Regions from separate parts of the Mus musculus genome. Here region 1 is linked to region 2. A link is a contact called in ENCODE POLR2A ChIA-PET data. All regions are on one chromosome and are shown on one strand. Each heading gives the region's core, a stretch centred on a gene start or an enhancer-like site at or near the end of the contact. The rest is flanking DNA. Distances are from core to core; before and after follow the strand shown.

What was found. ChIA-PET counts read pairs that join two places held with the same protein, here RNA polymerase II (POLR2A).
Region 1: POLR2A ChIA-PET joins it to region 2 with 6 read pairs in Patski. The contact joins the promoter of Arhgap4 here to the promoter of Flna in region 2. POLR2A ChIA-PET finds 5 or more read pairs at or near these places in 3 of 5 experiments (Patski and embryonic stem cell).

Annotation. Positions count from the first base shown.
Region 1 is chrX:73,908,322-73,914,734 of GRCm38, forward strand. Arhgap4 (Rho GTPase activating protein 4) reads right to left here and starts at 2,977. Exons shown (of 22, transcript NM_138630.2): 1 at 2,842-2,977. The coding sequence starts at 2,908.
Region 2 is chrX:74,242,354-74,249,068 of GRCm38, forward strand. Flna (filamin, alpha) reads right to left here and starts at 4,181. Exons shown (of 46, transcript NM_010227.3): 1 at 3,711-4,181; 2 at 564-812; 3 at 375-472; 4 at 139-286. The coding sequence starts at 4,083.

The sequences.
Region 1 (6,413 bases), core at 1,727-4,226, 340 kb before region 2:
GAGAGAGAGAGAGAGAGAGAGAAAATATTTTTAAAAGTATATATACGAAAAGCAAGTGGGAGGAATCTGGGAGGGAGCAGATGACCTAAAGCTTGTGGTCTAGAATGCTCATCTGGATGCCCAAGGAGATATAAGCCAAACAGTGGTCTCATTTCATTTTCAGGGTCCCTCTAGCTACTGTATAGAGCCCAAGGAGCAGCTACTACATTTCACTTGTCTAAGGAAAAGATGGTGGACATTGGGACTCAGAGAGCAAGTCTGAAAGGTAAGACCCAGGAGTATCTATTCAAAGAAACCCCCTGTAAAGAAATCAGAATGGGTGGACTTCTATCCTGACAGTGACTTTCCTGGAGCTATGAGATGAAAAGCCTTGTTAGGTATTTCCTATCCAGACCTCCCATCTTCCTATCTGATTTCCTTTCTCAGTATGTCTTCTGCCTGCTCTCAGACTCCACTCTATGGTAATACCGACTTCTCCAGCTGCATGCACGGCCCACTCATCAGCCTTTTATACCACCCACTGGACTCCCTTGGGGGTGGATTTTGGGGATCACCTTTAACCAGGTCATTGAAATTGCTAATTTTCCATTAAGGGTACAAGTTAGGCAGATGGGAACTGGTGTGTATGTATGGAAACTCCTAACACCGAAGCCAATGCAAAGCAGAGCCCACAATACCAAGTGTTACTGCCACCAGTCTCCTGTCTCTGAAGTGGGCTGTGCCAGCCACTCGCTAGGATGAGTGCTGACTTCTATCGGGGAAATCTCCACTAAATGAGAATAACAGGGTTTAAAGAATGGCAATTAAAGTTCAAGTAGGGTCCCAAGAGGACCCAACAGGCCCTTCCTTACAGTGCCTGTCCTGTGTTCCAGAAGGGATGTGCTTGCTACTCATGGAGGGACCTATTAGAGCTGCACAATGCTGAGTGCACCAGCAGATCACACTATTGTGTGGATTCTCCAGTAACAGCAATAGCAGTTCTGCTTCCGAACATGCACACCAGCTGCTGTCAAAGAGCTATAGATTACAAGCCAACTGCATCTGAGGTCCACAGAAGGCAGGAAACTGCTGTTCCAAGACTCCAGGTTGTAGCAGAGCTTTCAGATCTCAGCTCAAAAAACCCTGATCCCCAACCAAGCTCTGGCCCTTGTCTAGCCCCAGTGTGCTCTTGGGACCTTGGTTGTCCTTTGTAGTGGCTATTATCATACATGAAATCAGCTGTGCACTTGGTTGTTTACTGCTTTTCTCTCCTCAGACCTGTGAACCTCAGAAGGGCAAGGACTGCTTCTCTCATATACAATAAGGGAGTCACAGAGGCTGCAGCAAAATAGATGTAGTAAAAAAAAAAAATCTGGGTGTGATGGCATATGCTTGTCATTCCTAGCCCTGGAAGTTTGAGGCAGGGGATGTTGCAAGTTCCAGGCCAGCCTGAATAAAATAATGAGTTCAATACTATCCTGCTGTACATACCAAGCTCCAATCCTACTCACACAAACAAACAAACAAACAGTTGACAAAAAAGAGTGAGAAATCCTGCATATTTGCATTGCAAAGCTGGGACCCAGGCCCCCTAGCACTTCCTGTGAGCCAGGCATTCACTCTCACTTCTGCTGACCAGCAAAGCAGAATGCATTGTCCTCCAAACCACGACTATGCGACCTTTTAGAAATTAGAGTGCCAAAACAGTGCCCCTGTTCCAGCATGATTGGAAGACTTTCTTTTGAGGGAGGCTGGTGAGAAATAATAGCCACAAAGGCTGAACACCCTGAGTGAGCAAGGGCCATTTAAAAGATATTCTAGGGCCAAACTCCAATTTCTCTTGATGGGAACTAACCGGCCTGTGTTTGCTGACTGAAGACATTTCAAGGTCCTTAGGCTTCAGGACATTTTGAGGAAGTAGGATGGAATCATTGTCTCCATCTGCTGGCTCACCCTCTGCAATCACCTCAAGCTGCCTCTGGACACCAAGATGAGGAGGTCTGGGTCAAACTTTCAAAGGCAGTTATGCTCTCCACTATAACAGCAACACATCATGAAGATACACTTTGTTATAAGTTGCTTGCACCAAATAAGTACATTGGAATTTCATCTACAGGTTGGAAAACTCCAAGGATCATATTATTTCTTCTCTTATGAGCCATTGTGCTCTGTGACAGGTAAGTCACTGTGTTTGTATCCAAAGTCTTTGGAAATAGGAAGAGAGCCAAGATATCTGGAAGCAACAAGCAAGTGGGGGTGGGGGTGGGGGTGAGGGAGGTTAGACACTGCCTCCTTTCCTGTGAAAGAGTTACCTACCACACCCTGAAGAAATGAAGCTGTCAGCAAAGAACTCACAAAGCTCATTTGCATGTGATTTGCATAGAAGTGTTTGCCCAAATCCAGAGGTCTAATAGCCTAAGGCTGTAAAGCCATCCCAGTTGAATTTCTCTAACCCATATTCAGTCTCCTAGCTTGACCCAAGACCAACCACCCTAAACCTGCAAGCTAATACAGTGCCAAAGGGAGGTGAAGGTGCTAAGAATTCATAGATTCTAGTGGTGTTAAGAGTGAGGTGTCAGGCTACCAACAAAGTCAAAGTGGCCCATTATACTCCAACTAGAAAGCCACCCTCTCAGTCTGTCCTTCCCTCGGGCTACCACAGTCATTGCTGCCTGAGTGAGCAACAGGCGACCCAAGTTGGCTAAGGAGGCGAGAGGGAGGGCTTGGGCAGGCAGTTGAGGCCAAAGAGGCTTCAAGAAGCAGGGCTTGGACTCCCTTCTCCACCCTGCTCCAGGCACCCCTGAGATCAGCAGCGGACACTTGGGGTCTCCCCTGTAAACCAGGACTAAAGCACCCTCTCACCTTTGACCTGTGCGTCATACTCAGGTTGTAGCCCCCGCTCCCGCCGCAACTTCCCGTGCGCCGCCATGGCCCAAGGCCGTTCGCGACTTCGAGTCCCAATGCTCCCACGCGGAAGCGAGGCGAGACCGCCAAGTGCAGGGACTAGGGGCGCCAAGGCCAGCACCCTCCGCGGGCCCCGCCCCGCCAGCCCCGCCCCCAGCACAGTCCCCGGAGGGGCGGGGCGACTTGGACCTGGCACTGCCCGGGTGGGCCTCTGAAAGTCTAGGCACCCCTTTTCAGGCTCATCTCTCTTGAGACAAGTTGCTCCTCTACCTAGATACCTTGAGCCCAAAGAGTCAACATAAAGCAGCAATGCAAGACAACCTCAACATGTCTGGGACCACCTGCTGCTGTTCCTCATTATCTGCAGAAACCTATCTGTGGTTCCCATTGTCAGACAACACCCCTATGGCCACTAGCCCTCAATACTAATGGACAATGGCACCATAGCTGCTCCAGGCTCCTAGGTGGTCTGCCTCTGAAGCCTTCCTGGACATCAGATGCCACCCTCCTTCCAGAGTCATAGCCCATAGTGAGGCCTATGGGAGTTCAGACAGCTGAATGGGAAGTTGTAGGCTTATGCTCTCCCTGGGCCCCCTGAGGGGGAGGGAGCGGGGTTCAGCTACAGTTCCCCTTCTACTCAGCCCCAAAGGAAAGAACTAGCCTCATTTCCCCATAGGTAGTTACCACTTCCTGCTGCCGGAAGAGATTATTTTTGTCTCTTTTCCCTTCCATCTTGCACCTGTAGGGACCTATACCAGTGGGGGCTTTGAACCAGCCTAGAAACAACTCCTACTGCCTCCTTTATCCAAGGATGATGGTGATTTTATTCACCCCCATCAACTCTAAGTCATAAGGCAAGATCTACTTATTAATTTGTCATGTTTTGTTTTGTCTCATTCACAAGGCTTCACTTTGTAGCCCTGGTTGGCTTTACACAATCCAGGCTGGACTCAAACTCTGCCTCTGTCCCAAGGGCTAGGATTGCATATGTGCACAACCACAGCAGGCTCTTCTAGTCAATTAGGAAGGCAGGAGGCAGGTGACAAGCCATCTGTCTTTAGTTCATTGGAGAGAAAGCCCTGGGGTATACAGACTGTGGGCGATAGGCAAGATAACTTACAAAACATGCTTGAAGGTACTAATACAAGGGCATCCACACCTGTACTTACATGCATGGATGTCAAAGTGCATGTGAGCACTTGTAAGCCTGACATGGAGATTTGGCAGGAGGGAAGACTGTTCTGGACTTTCAACTGTGTTCAATCTTTTTTTTTTTTTTTTAAGATTTATTTATTGTTATATGTGAGTACACTGTAGCTGTCTTCGACACACCAGAAGAGGGCATCAGATCACATCACTGATGGTTATGAGCCACCACGTGGTTGCTGGGATTTGAACTCAAGACCTTTGGAAGAGCAGTCAAAGCTCTTATCACTGAGCCATCTCACCAGCTTCAATCTTGGTTTTTTTTTGTTGTTGTTGTTTCGTTTTTGGTTTTTTTTTTTTTGGTTTTTCGAGACAGGGTTTCTCTGTGTAGCCCTGGCTGTCCTAGAACTCACTCTGTAGACCAGTTTGGCCTCGAACTCAGAAATCCACCTGCCTCTGCCTCCCAAGTTCAATCTTGTTCTTGATCTCCATTTGCTCCCAATACCAAAGCCCTTCTCTAAGATGCTGTTGGTGCTCACAGAACCTTGAAGAAATGGTCTAGAAGCTAGCTAAATGTTGGCAAGCCCAAGTCCTGGACTTCCAGAAGCTGGTCTCAGAAGTAGCAATGTTGGAATCTTCCACCAAGGTAAGCAAGCCTGTATCGTTCTCATAGCACATGAATGAACATCCATCCTTATGAACTTGCTTTGTCAGGACATTTATTTCAAGAGTGCCTCATACTAAAGTAAATCAGGCACCAATGCCTTTATTAGTTAAAGCAACCCACCCTACCTGTCTTCCCTTCTTTCTGACCCTTAACTAATCCTTAGAAGTCACCCATCCAAGCAGCAGAGCCAGACCAGGATTCAGGCACACAAGAAATGGCTACTGAACTAGCCTTCAAATATTCTTAGTCCTTAATCCAGAAATCTGAACGGTGCCCCATTCAGCCCTTTGCATGAAACTGAGTGAAAAGCAAAACAGAAAACTTAGTGACTGGCTGTTTTCGGGACACTTGCTTGGCATCTGAAGCCATGAGTGAAACTGCTTCTGTTCCTTTAGCTCTTGTTCCTTTTGTTTGGAAACAGGGTCTCACTATGTAGGTCTGGCTGTTCTGGAACTTACTATGGAGACCAGGCTGGCCTCAGTCTGCCTCTGCCTCCCAAGTGCTGGGATTAAAGACGTGTGCCAGCATACCTGGCCTGTTCCTTTTTGGCTTTTTTTTAAAAAAAAAAATGAGATTTCTTCATTTAATTTTATGTGTATATGTATGTGTAACTTGTATGTGTGCATCAGAATCTCCAGATTCTGGAATTACGGATGATCATGAACATCCATGTGGGTGCTGGGAATCAAACTCGATTCTCTACAAGAGCAACAAGTGCTCTTAACCACTGAACCATTTCCTCAGCACCCTTCTTGGCTTTTTGAGATAGGGGATCTTTCAGTAGCTCTGGTTAAACTAGAACTTACTATGTAGACCAAGCTAGCCTTGAACTTCTGCCTCTAAGTGCTGAGACGAAGCACAAAAAGCACTACCCCAGCTAACTAGCTCCAGTTTTGAGAATCTAAAAGCCTGAAGGACAGAGTGGGAGTGGGTGGGTGGTGGCTTAGAGGCAAGCCAGAGTTGCAGAGTGATTTCCAGGCTGCATGAAGCTATAGAGACCCTGTCTCAAAAATCAGATAAGCTGGGTGAGGGGATGCTCACCTAGAGGCAGAGATAGGGACTATATATGGAGATTGTCAAAACAAACAAAACCAAAACCCAACAAGATAAGTAATGGAGGTGCTTACAGTGGTTAAAGAGCTCTTCCAGGGGACAGAGTTCAGTTCTTAAAATTCAAAGGCTGCTCACAACCATTTAATACTTCACTTCTAAAACACTATCTTCTCTCTCTCCACCTTCCCCCCCCCACTAAATCTTTAAAAAGAGAGCAAGGGTTATATATACAGGGTTATTTCTTTATGACAGGGTATCACAATGCAGGCCAGGCATTGAAATGTTTATATTCAGCATGAAGTTATAATGGCCAATATATTTAACTTCATACACTTATCAGAATACACTTAGAGCTGCCTGCCTATCTCTGGAGCTCTGCAAAACATTTTTGAATATGTGGAAGGATGTATACTTGGTCCTGAGGGATGATGACCACAGGGCTGATAAGCTCAGACTGGCTGGCTACTCTGGACAGAGGGAAATGAGAGGATAGTAGGGCTCAAAAGAGAAAAAAAGGATTGGAGAGGGCTGGAGAGATGGTTCAGGTTCAGAGCACTGACTGCTCTTCCAGAGGTCCTGAGTCAATTCCCAGCAACCACATGGTGGCTCATAACCATCTGTAGTGGGATCCAATGCCCTTTTCTGGTGTGTCTGAAGACAGTGA
Region 2 (6,715 bases), core at 2,931-5,430:
AGGCACCATTTTTAACCAGGTTTTGATCCATTCATCTTCCTCAAGACCTCTTAGGACCCAAAATGAAAGAGAATACTGTCCCATGGACCGGATATAAGTGCTCAGCCCCTTGGAATGCCACTGACCAGGCCCCCTCACCTGGCCCATAGGCTCGGGCTTTCTTCGGGTTCAGTTTGGGCCGAAGAGGAGCCCCTGGCTTCAGCTTGGCCTTGGGAAACTGAGACAGGTAGGTCATAACAGAATGCTCATCTACATTGGGGTCCACAATTTCTTCTGGGGTAATCACCTGTTACAGACAGAAGACAAGAGCCATTGGGTCTCTCTTCACTTTAACCAAGCACCCCTTAGCTGCAGGGGTCAGTCCGGGAGCATACCTGAGGAATGCCTAGCCAGTCATCAGCCTGCTGCATGGCTTCCCGTGCATTGTTCACAGGCTTACTAGCATCCCAGGAGTCCCAGTCAGGACATAGGCCTACAACACAGAAAAGAACTTGTTGTGAGTCTGGGGCTATAGAGCTACCTTCTAGGTTGACCAGACAGTCTTAGCCCAAGATCTCCCTTACCTGGGGCACAGCTATCAACAAGAGCACCCAGGGCCCGGCCACTCTGCCAGTCTCGACTGAAGTTGGTAATGGGAAGCTGTGGTAGCTTGTTCTGAATCCAGCCTAGAAGCCTCTGCTTGGGTGTTTGCTTCTTGGCCTCCTCATCCTCTTCCTCATCCCACATGGGCATTGAGATGGAATAGTGCAGGATCAGGGTCCAGATGAGGCCTAAGATCAGCTTCAGATTTCCATCCACAATAGCCTTGCTGTCTGTGGGAAAAGGCGTGGCGGCATTGCAGTTAGGGTATTCCCTCATGAAGGCCAGCAAGGAGGGACCTAGGTCTGCAGCACAGCAAATCAATTAGGTGACAAGAGGCCCCTCCCAACTAGGGGTAGAAAGTGGATCAGGCACCCTCTGCCCAGGGCATCTAAATGGTGTAAGAAAATATTTTGTGATAAAGGAGAGTTTGGGGGGGAAAGACTCCCATAGACACATAATACAATCCAATAAAAGGGACCCTGCCAAAAACCGCAAAGCCCAGAAGGAGGGTGGAAGAGCAAGTGAGATGGATGCTGTACAGCTGCTGAGATCAAGACCTGCCCTAATATCTTGAGATCTATGGGAATTGGGAGAAGTGGCTCAGCCCTAACTGGCCAAGAAACAGGGCCCCTGACCTCAAGCTGGGTTGGAACCAAAGAAGAGGAAGGCTAAGTTGGCAAAGAGTAGTTAGGAAATACAACTGCTGCTCCAGAGTGGGGGAAAAGACAGAGGAAGTGTTGGCAAGGATCCTTGTGTAAAAGGGTGCGAGCTCCACCCTTTGCTACTTCCTTGTCTCTCTACCCCCAAACTAGTAAATAGGAGGTGGAACAAAAGAGGGCTAGCTTGGGGAAGGGGGCCACAAGTCAAAGGAACTATGTTTAGTTCTGACTCATTGAGGCTTATAGGGAACTTCTGGGGTGACAGCCCCCATTGCCCAGCTGAAAGAGGAAGAGTAGAACCGCCAAGGAAACCATAGGTCCTTAGTAGGCTGGGTTAGCCTGCCTTTGGTGCCAAAGAGCACTTGGGAACCCCTGTTGCAGAGGCCTTGGGTGGTGTTCTTAAGTCCTGCTGTTTCAGCATAACCTGCTTAGATGCTACTCACCACCCAGCCTACTTGCCACCTAACGGGCTAGGTCTCAGGCAGCCACCAGGCTTACCACAAAGGAAGTGGTTAGGGCGGGCACCCTAAACACCCATCACTATGGCAACTCCCCTGAGCCCCACCCAAAGCCACCTCTTTAACCTCCTCAAGGGTGGATGGCTTATGGTGAGTAGCATTTTCTAAGGCTCATCTTTGGAAACCCTACAGGACTTCCCTGTAATCAGAGAATGTTTATCTAGTGAGTCAATGGAGAATGGTCATGAAAACTAGGATATCACTGAGAGAGCAGGTAACATTCCAGTGCAGTGGGAAAGCACCTGGAGAACTGCTATCTGAGCCTCTCAAACAGAGTGATCTTTCCCATTCACAAACTGGTCCTGGCCCTTCGAGAATGTTTTTCATTGTTCCAAAATACAGAGAGGATGGGAAAGGAAGTTGAAAAAAAGTCAAGGACACAAAGATCCTACCCTACCAAACAAAGCCACAGGCCCATCACAAAAACCCCCAAGGAGATCATAGGTCCTTAGTAGTCTCCAAGGGGAAGAACAAAGACAGACCCATCATCCCAGTAAGGTACATCTGGTCCCTCCCCTGGTCTGATTAGGTGAGCTATGCCAGCTTCATATCCCTCCCAAGAGGAGAGGATCAGGGCCCAGTGTTGGGAAGCAGCTTGGTAAGATGGCCCCGCCCCATCCCACCCCTTATCCCCAGCCCCTGGGCCAGCCGGCCCCCTCCCTCCCCTAATCACTGCTGCTTTCCAACATTTTTTTGCCTTATATGGCAAAGCTCTGGGAACTAGGCCTGCTCCAGCCAGCTCACAAGAAGGAGGGGAGAAAGAAGGAGGGAGGAGACCCCCCCTAAAGAGCTGGGGTGTGGCCTGCCTCCCCACATCCGGTTGCCCCCTTCCAAGACTTAGAAATGACTCAGCTGGCTAGACTGAGGCTGGGACTAGGGGTGAGTTTTCATACATCCACTGGCACACCTCTATGAGCATTTAAAAAAAAAAAAAAACTCAGCACTTAAAATCTGCTCTCTGAAGGGCCTTGGTCCCTCGCTGTTTTAACTAGCATGTACCATTCCAAAGTTGTAAGGATAATAGAAAACCCTTTGTATTATGGAGTAAAGGTCCACTCTTCTACTCTCCCTGTTCCACATTCCCAAGATAACAATTCTGGTGCCTGTCCATGAGCAGCCCCTACTTTGAGAAAAGCATGGGATCCTGCAAGAGACAATACCAATGCCAACCTCTCCAGTTCAAAGACTTGGGAACTGGACTAGCAGTAAACCCTGTGCACATTGGAGCACCTTTCAACCAATCTCTGCATTCTAGATGTACAAAACCAAGGTTTACAATGAAACAAGAATTTGATCCATGATAGACAGCAAAGCTAACAACCAAGTGCTCGTGCCTTTAGTCAACCACACTCATTACACCTGGAGTACAGTTTTGCCAGCAGTATATCTCTTTGCCCCCCTCCAAGTTCAGCAAAAAAAGAAAGAAAGAAAGAAAGAAACTGGGGATTTGAACTATCTCCAATGGGGAAGCATGTTCCAGGGCAAGAAGTTGAGGGAGTCCTACATAAATAGGAGAACAAGCTACAACCTTCACTTTAGAACTGCAGAGGCAGCCAAATGCTAGAAGGGTACTTTTAAAATTGTTGTAGGTGGAAAGCATGGGTATCCCAGGGATGGGGTGCGGCTCTCAGAGGCAGAAGCCTAGTCTGTGCCTGTCCCACCTCGGGTGCAGCGTTGGGGGCGCGGCCTACAGAGGATGTGAGCTCAGCCTGGGAGCAGGCCAGCAAGGCGCTGCGGGCGGGGGCGCGTAGCGGTTCGCATGCTCGCCAGGCCAGCCTTTTGTTCTCGAGGACCTCAAAGAACAAGGCGGCTAAGGGGCCTAGTGGTAGCCTTGGTTGTGTGCAGCAGCTAGGGAAGACAACTAGGAGAGACTCTAGAGGAGAAGAAAGGAAGAATTTGTTGCGACCACGCCCGCACCCACTCAGCGCCCCAGTGTAGCCCGTGCCCTCACCTATGGACACGAGCTTGATGCTCTCACGGTCCAGGAATTCAAGCGCCACCGACACATTTTCGAGCTGCATCTGGCGGAAAGTGGGTCTTTGGTTGTGCTTGCGGTGCATTTTCTTCTGGCTGAGTACCTCGAGCAGCGCGATGAGCCGCAACCCATCGCTCAGGTCCGTCTGCAGATTGGCGATGCGCTTGCTTACGCACTTAAGGTGCTCATTGCACCAGCGGGTGAATGTGTTCTGCTGAATTTTCTTCCACGGTGCATCTTCTGCTAGGTCTTTTTCGGTAGCCGGCATCTCCGCGTCCCGTGAATCGATACTGCCTCCCGGAGACGCAACCGCCGCACTCTGGCCACAGCGGGAGTGAGAGCTACTCATTTTGAGGCGCGAGGAACGGAGGGGCGGTGCTGCAGCTTCGCCGATGGGACGGCCCTTTAATTAAAGCAGTAGGCACCTCCGAGCATGAACGACGAGGCACAGAACAGAGGTTGCACTGCGGAAAGAGCGAGCCCTTTAAATGTATGCGAAAGGCGGAGCCAGAGGCAAAGTTTCCTTGGGGGCGGAGCCTCTGGGTGGGGCTTCTGGGCCGCGCCCGCCCCACCTCGCCCCTCCCGTTGGAATGCCCCACAACGCCCCCCGCCCCCATCCCCCGAAGCTGCCTCTGCACTCCGCCAAAAGCAACTCAGCCCCGCTGCTTCAGAAAGGGTCTTTGAGCCCCAAAGAGCACAAAAAGGTCTGGCAACATCCGCTACAGTACTACAGGAAACGGACCCCAGATCTAGGAACGCTTGAGCAATTCTGTCACAGAATTGCTCAGCTCCAGCAGGCACACCCTTACAAGGGACTTTCTTTCCCCAAGGTCCCTGCAGAAGGCGGAGCGAATAATGTCCCGGTATCACTTGGGCTCCGCCCTGACCCTGTACCCTCTTCTACATTCTCTATTCTTCCCGAGCTTAGGGTTCTCAGCCACAGTGTGATCCACAGCAGAGTAAAGCAATCCTGTGAGCGAACCCTTCCAGAGCGCCTAACGCTGCTGAGAGCTCTTTGTATGCTGTCAGACAGGGCTCTCATCACCTAACATAGACACCCACAGAGCCCTGGCACTCCCTACCCATCTCCTTTGGTCTTCCCAGTCTCCATGACCCTGGCCTGCACACCTGCACAGGCCCATTCCCACCGTCGTCTTCTCTACTGCCTAGTTCCATCCGCGAGGAAATGGGGCCAGCACTGGGCCAAGTGGCCACCAGCACTACAGGATCAAGCAGCTTTCCAAAGGTCCAGGGTATGCCAATGCACACAATCAGAGGGCGCCTGCCTGCCTGCCTGCCTGCCTGCCCTGTGATGCATGTAGATCTGTACACCTTGTACCTGCCATACTCACTGTTCTACCTTGGGCCCTGAGGAATTCTGGGGGGAGAGGTCTTCTCTGGCTGAACAGTCCCAAGCCTTGCTGTGACCCTAGAGATGTGGAGGGGCTCAGGGAGAGGGTCCCAGATTACTGAAGAAAGGAGAGTCACCAGACATCAAGGCTTGCTAAGGAGCCTGAGTGTGTTCCCTAAGTAGTGTGAAGCTACTCACTAAAAGTTAATTTAATGATAGATATTCTCTGGAGATAGTGATGAGGATGCTGTGCTGGGACAGAAAGGAGCGAAGATACAGAAAAAGAAAACTGTAGGGGATACTCCCAACCATCCTCTTTAGTTAAGGGGATTCATCTTACCTATGTCTTTCCCGTGGTAGACTTTTCCATCTACTTACTCTGTACTTCAAGCCTCTCCAGAATGTTAAATTGTTTTTCCAGAAAGACAGGCTTCTGTCCCTACTTCTCAATTCTAAGACCAGTGGCCGCCGGGGCTGGAGAGATGGCTCTGTGGTTAAGAGCAGTGGCTGCTCTTTCAGAGGACCCAGATTCAATTCCCAGCACCCATATGAAAGCTTACAACTGTCTGTAACTCTAGCTCCAGGGAATATGACACCTTCACACAGACATGAATGCAGGCAAAATTATGCACATAAAATTAATTAGATAGATAGATAGATAGATAGATAGATAGATAGATAAAGACCAGTGGCTGAAAGAGGCCTTGGGTTGACCAACATGTCATGCCCAAATATGGTTGACTCTCCCACAGCCTGGAGTGTCTTCATTGCCTGTGGTAGGGCTATGATAGGGCTTTGATCACAATGGGCAGAACCTTTCAGCATAGTCATCTTGAGATTGTCTATGATATCGCCAGTCAAATAACATTTTCAGTACAGAATCCCTCCCCCCCATTCTACCTCCAGTCACCTGCATAAATATCTGCACCAAGTGAGCCAAAGGTTGAGTTGGGGGACATGATGGCAGAACTGTGCAGGGATAACCCAAATGGAAACTTCCAGCCATGTTATTCAAGACACAATTAGGGTAATATTTTTGGTCCCCCTGATCTACTGGAGAGCAAAGCCCCATGTACGGAATTGCATTAATACATGATTTTTCATTCAATGCCATTTGGCTGGATCACATGAGTTCATTAATGTACAGAGAACAAGGAAAACTGAATCATAGTAATAGAGCACAAAGAACTTGAGTTTCCTAGCTTCCAGCCCTATGATTTGGCTATTTAGGGGGAAAAGAGGAAATGGGGGGGGGTGTCCTAGCCTTAGAGTGCACAAGTGCCACCACCAGATGTCGCTCCATCCCAAAGATCCAGATGAGGCAGCCCCAGGAAGCCAAAATCCAGCTCTTTCATATTTTCCCTTATTTGGAGTAGATTCTTGGATGGTAGACACACCCCGCCCACCTCCCCACCCCACTCCTCTCAGACCCCAGACCAGGCCCTCCCACAGGGAACTATAGGCCCAAGCCCACCAGCTATACTGGGATCCTGAAGAGCTATTTCTAGACCTGTGTAGCCAGGGGGCGCCAGGAGGGAAGGAAACAGAAAATCCCCAAAGTGAGACCAGTTCCCTTAAAGCAAATCCAGGTGTGGCAGAAGAGAACAGTGATTTCCTGAGCTCACACCTT